2 separate regions of the Homo sapiens genome follow, and region 1 is linked to region 2. Evidence: read pairs that join two places in POLR2A ChIA-PET (ENCODE). Cell type or tissue: PC-9. All regions are shown on one strand. Each heading gives the region's core, and the rest is flanking DNA. Links, peaks and the distances in the headings are about the cores only. Region 1 holds the start of MIR3170 (microRNA 3170). Region 2 overlaps FARP1 (FERM, ARH/RhoGEF and pleckstrin domain protein 1).

Region 1 (2,914 bases), core at 160-2,659, 210 kb after region 2:
CCATCGAACATGTCTAGGAAACACCTGATCACTGTCTAGGAAACACCATTTACTCCTGACTTCTCCCACACTCACCTTCCTCACCTACGGTCCATCAAAGCCTTTTGAAGATTTTATTCACTCCTTATGTCGTCTGGTAACATAGGGGTTCTAAGACAGGCAATGCTTCTGGAGCTAACACTGTCTGTCTCAGAACCCCAGTGTTACCAGATGACATATGGAGTGAAGATCTGAGAACTGCTTTTTTTTTTTTTTTGAGATGGAGTCTTGTTCTGTCACCCAGGCTGGAGTGCAATGGCGCAATCTCGGCTCACTGCAACCTCTGCCTTCCAGGTTCAAGCGATTCTCCTGCCTCAACCTCCCCAGTAGCTGGGATTACAGATGCCCACCACCATGCCCGGCTTTTTTTTTTTTTTTTCTCCCCAGTAGAGATGGGGTTTCACCATGTTGGCTAGGCTGGTCTTGAACTCCTGACTTCAAATGATCCAAGTGCTGGGATTACAGGAGTTAGCCACCACGCTGGCCCCTTCTTTTTTGAATGCCTGATTCCACAGGTCTGTTATATAAGTGCCTTTCTCACTTCTGCCTCAAATAAGCTTTTTCTAAGCATCTGTTTCTAATCTGTTTGGTTGTGTGATCTCTGCTTTGGTTCATTCACTCATTAGCCTTGAGAGATGAGACCAGCCTGGTTAATCTAGAATCCCAGCCTAGTGCCCTTCACCGAAGTGGAAGAGAGATCCTCAATACTGGGCCAATGAATCAAAGTGTGTGTGTGTGTGTGTGTGTGTGTGTGTGTGTGTGTGTGTGTGTGTGTGTGTGTGTGTGGAGGTGGTGGTCGGGGAGCAGTATATTCATTATGAAGTCAGTTGTGTCCAAAATAATCTTCACAAGCCAGGCAAAATTACTTCTATTCCATATATGTTTTCTGTTCACTGTCTCATGGTTAAAAATAAATGCAATCTCCAGAGAAAACTATGCCATCAGTCAAGTTGGCCTTCCCCATTCCCAGCCCCTCCATGCACTTTTCGTACTTTGGTGTGGCCCCTCCCCCACCCCACCCCTTCTGCCCTGCACTTGCTCAGCAGGGACAGGCCCTGTGCACGGTAATTCACACTGGGCTATAGCTGGGCTTGTCACTCTGAGTCAAGCAGGCATGGACCTGGCTATGGTGTTGATGCCCATCCAGGGAGCCGATGACGGCAGGAAGGAAGGGCTCTACTCTCCCACCTCACCCCAGCCTAAAGGTGCTCAGACCCTCCCTGCAGATATCTTCTCCTTGTCCTACCTAAGCAAAAAGCAAGACTCCTCATCCTCTGAACTGAATCCTTTCTCTCCCTCTTGCCCAAAATCCCCAGATAAATATATATTCTAATTTTTAGCACCTTGGCATTTAAAAATTTAATTGAGTTAGTCATTAACAGATACTTGGTAGCTTAACTTCCTTTCTCTTTAGTTCTCAAATGATCTCATGTCTAGGTTATTTCTACTTCTGGATACTGATGCTTGAACAAAGTATGTCATACTTTCTCTCTGTTATCATACTTGCATGCAGACTGTTGCTGTACATGGAAAAGTCTGTTTAATTCAATCATAAATCCAGCCAAGAGTTTTGAGTTGAGCATCCTAAGAACGCTAAGGGAACATCTCAGGAACGCTGGCAAGTCATAAATGGGTAACCACAGTTGATGCTTGATAGCAAAACTGGTAAGCCCAGTAATAAAATGCCGTCTTCCAGATAAACAAATCCAACAAACCGAAAGGCCTCTAGTGTATAAATATTAACCTATGCTCTATTCTGAATTTATCTCCATTAACTTCCTGACTTCTGAAATTCTTGAGGAATAGTCAAAATATAGACTATTTCTTTCCTTGTGATACCTTATTACTAAAGTGATTATTCCAGACCTTAAAGTTAAAAGCTGCTTGCAAAACTACTTTATTAGTTAGCTCTATTTGAGAAATTACTTTAAAAAAGTAACAACAAAGAAGTAACAAGATTTTTAACCGCCAGAGAAAAGGTAAAAAACTAGAGTTGTCTTGTCTTAGTATCCTGACTTATAAGGACTTCCTCTTGCAATTCATCCAAAAGCAATAAGCAGTAAACTAAAAAACACAAATTCCATCCCTGAGGAAACTGGGAGACATCTGTAGCCCCAAACCAGAAAATGTAACAAAAATGTGCCAAGCTGCAGTGAAGGTCAGAAAGAAGGGAAGGAAAATGCTTGGAGAGGCTGCTCATGGCTACAGATCTCAGATAAAAATGGCGGAGCTTCAAATAAGCAGCAAACCAGTCATAACTTTCTTGGAATAACAGGGACAGGTGTGCAGATTCACAGTAACAGCTTCCCTGGACATAGTGAGATTGATATGAAATGAGAAACCATACAGGCAAGCCATATTTGTAGGAAGCAGTCTGTCGCTGAGGCAAGATGAAAAAGACAGACTGCATTAGACATACCACCAAGGTTGACTACCAAAGTTTCAGCAAATAAGGGAATAGCAAAGGTTGAAAGGATCACACACACACACACACACACACACACACACACACACACAACCTCAAGTCATGAAAATTCCTATTAGTATGGAACACGGCTCTGTCTGCTGGCCCACTGAGGCTCCTGCAAAGAGCTACTTCATACCTACTAACCAAAAAACAAACAAACAAAAAAACCTTTACAAAGATGCTGCAAGAAAAAAGAAAAATGACAGATGAACATCCAAAGAAAATGTTACATGCAACAGATTAAAGCTTTGTCCAAACATAGTTATAAATTAATAAAACTTCATGAAATAACTGATTCCATAGACAAAAACATAAAAGGATTTACAAGAGTTCAGGGAAGCTATGGGAAGACATTAGCAGGAAATAAAGAATAAGGGTGGCAGACCTTAGGAGGACAAAATGGAAGAA
Region 2 (2,914 bases), core at 116-2,615:
CAGCAGCTGTGAGAGTGTCCCATCCCTGAAAGAGCCCCCTCTCTGCCCTGGAGGGATCTCCAATCCCTCAGGACACCCTTCTCACATCTCTTACCCCTGCAGGACTTCCTCCTGCCCGGAGTCTGCTCCTGTACACCAGGAACTACCTTCCTCAAACCATCCTTGCCCTCCTGGCTGCCATTCTCCAAGACCGGCTATCTTCTGGACCCTCCACCCCCATGTGTTCTTTTTTTTTTTTTTTTTTTTTTTTTTTTTCAAACCTCTGGTGGCCTCTGTTTCCTTTGCTGGTTTTTATGCTGCCATGATCTACGTTTATGGAAAGCAAGCTGCCATAAAGGTATAGTCGAGAAGATTCTGCCCTCAGCTCTCTTTTCCTCTTAATGTTCTCTTCCTTGAAGATCTGATTCTTCTTGTGGATAACTTCCAAACCTACACCTTTCTGCCTCATTTCTTTCCAAAGCCTGGGACCCACATTTCCAACTGTTTGGAGCACTTTATCACAGGGCCCTCAAAATTATCATTCCCAAAGCAAGCTCATCTTCCCTTATCGTACTTGTATGCTTCTTTCTTCCTGGCTTCTTTGACTTCCCTCCCATTTTCATGACCATCCTCTGAGCTGACTGTGTTCAAAACTCTAGGTGGCCTCCCCTCTCCTTCCTCACTGTCTCACAGAGCCTTGGCTGCTCAGTGATATCTCGACATTCAGTCAGTCTGGTCCTCCCAGCCAGTCTCCCGCATGCTTTCCACGTGACTCTGGCCAAAGTTTCTCCTAAAACATGCAGCTGATCCTCCATGAAAACTGCGTGCACCCCATAGCCAATTCCGAGGGCCTCTTTGTACGACTGACTGCTTGCTGTCTCCCAGCTCCCAGCTGGCTCGTAAGTGGAGTTTTGTACCCTGCAGAATCTACCAAGGCACTCTGTAGCAAAGCAGGCCTTCCACCTGTCTCGGGGAACCCAGCTGGCCACCTTGCACTCAGCCTCTGCCAGTCACCTCAGGGCTGGCATTTGGGAGTCCTGACTGCACGCCAAAGGTTGTTAAGTGGCTTTCTCTGAACTCATTTGAACAGCTGAGTAAACTGTTCTTGCTTTCACAAGGAAAAGAACTCCTGAAGTTATTAGAACTCACCAAACCAGTTTCCTTGTTTTTGAAGAAAGCAGGTAATGTGGCTTTGCCAGCAAGAAGCAGGCCTTGGGCGTCCATCTCCTTCTCAGGTGTGTTTACTCAGGAGAAGGTGACATTTGGATAGGGGCAGGTGTGTTTGCTGAACTGAGCTTCAGCCTAATCATTCCGGAAAACTTCCTGAGACTTTCTCTGCCCTGTAATTTCCCCACTGTTGATGGAAGTATATTGCAGTCTCATGCAGGACTGCGAAGGGAAGGTCACACTCACTAGATCACTTATATACCAAATTCTGGGGAACTTTTGCTGCATATTATACTTTAGATCTCTTTCCATTAATGATAATCATTGAAAATATTACCATGGAATAAAATCTGGACTTTAGTTAATGTAACATACCAACGTTGTTTTCTTAGTTTTGCCGACTCTCCTATGGTGACATAAGATGTTAACGGGAAGAGGATGGGTGCAGACCATACAGAAACACTATTGTCTTGGCAACTTTTCTCTGGAATTATTTCCAAATAAAAAGTTAATTTTTAAAAAATGATCAGCTTCCCCGCTTTCTCTGCGCAGCGCAGTATACTAAGCCCCTTCCAGACACTGTGCCATTTGCGTAACACCCTGCATGGGAGATGCCATCCACATTTCACCCAGGAGGAAATGCGGTTCAACGAGGCCCACACCTACAGCTGAAGACAGCCCCATGGCGGGGGTGTGACCTCGAATTCGGATCTTACCCATCCCAATCGACAGGAGCCAACCTGCGCTTCCGTATCACGGCAACGTGAGGAAAGGCATGGGTACACATACATGCACTGAACACACACATGCGCAGTCTGTCAGTCAGTAGCCAGGGTGAATCCTTTCTTAATAATCTTCCCTGTGATCCATTCTTCTCACTGAACAGATTTAGCCCAAGGGTTGCCTGTTCTGTATAGGCAATGATGGTACATGTGTGTCCTCAGGGACAGAACTGGCAGCAACGCTCCATGACCACCCTGGATGTGACACCCACACCTGTGAGAGGACACGGCTCTCTGTGCCCTATGTGCCTGCCTCCTCCTTTGAGAGTGCAAGTCCCCCATGGGCAAAGCCTGCCACGCACACACTCACCTACTCATTCATTCATTCATTCACTCATTCATTCATTAATATATTCCTTCATGCATTGCTTGTAGACTAAAGAAACAAGAGTTATAACCAGTCTATGGCATGCAAACCAAGGAATCATAGACTGTTAGCACTGTCAGAGGCACTGCAGGGTCGGTTGTTGCAGAAAAGGTATTCATCACGATCACCCCAAGAAGTACTTAAAACACACAGATTCCTGAGTCTCACTCTTAATAAAGCTCTGATTCAAGAGAACTGGATAGGGCCTGGCAATCTGCCTTTTTCAAAGCCCCCTCCAGTTCCCAAGCCCAGTGACCCTGAGGCACCGCCAGGTTTGGGGTTTTGCTCCACAGACAAATCCTGTCTGGACATGAACAGTCAGTTTCTGCTGGAGCACCCCTGAGATGAAGGAGCTCCTGACCTCACAAGGCAGACTCTCACTGCCACGCTGCACTTAGGCTTCAGAAATCCTTTTCTGTGTTCAGACATTGTGCTTCTTTGGAAATTCACTCCATTGTTTCAATTTTGTCCTCTGGTTCCACTAAGAAGATGCGTATGCCCTTTCCCACAGGACCAGACTGCAGGTACCTGATGGGAGCCATCATGCTTTGGAAAGTCTCTTCTCATCCAGTCATTTTGTTTTAATGGAATGCATTCTCATCCCATTTGACACGTGAAA

What was found. ChIA-PET counts read pairs that join two places held together with the same protein. Peaks named below come from ENCODE experiments on the same cell type or tissue, not always from the same donor. Only the 100,000 strongest peaks of a DNase experiment are listed, where the experiment ranks them.
Region 1: POLR2A ChIA-PET joins it to region 2 with 6 read pairs; 1 of 35 experiments calls an interaction of 5 or more read pairs at or near these places.

Annotation. Positions count from the first base shown.
Region 1 is chr13:98,205,820-98,208,733 of GRCh38, reverse strand. The region is part of intron 1 of FARP1 (FERM, ARH/RhoGEF and pleckstrin domain protein 1); the gene reads right to left. It overlaps MIR3170 (microRNA 3170), which reads right to left and starts at 210; the gene lies at 134-210. In PC-9, for the core only: no CTCF peak of the experiment used is centred there; a DNase peak (open chromatin) is centred at 1,572; H3K27ac peaks cover 579 bases.
Region 2 is chr13:98,414,797-98,417,710 of GRCh38, reverse strand. All of the region lies in intron 16 of FARP1 (FERM, ARH/RhoGEF and pleckstrin domain protein 1), which reads right to left. Among named protein-coding and RNA genes, the nearest start is that of FARP1-AS1, 20 kb to the left of the region's middle. In PC-9, for the core only: a CTCF peak has its summit at 858; a DNase peak (open chromatin) is centred at 1,130; H3K4me3 peaks cover 1,057 bases; H3K27ac peaks cover 1,888 bases.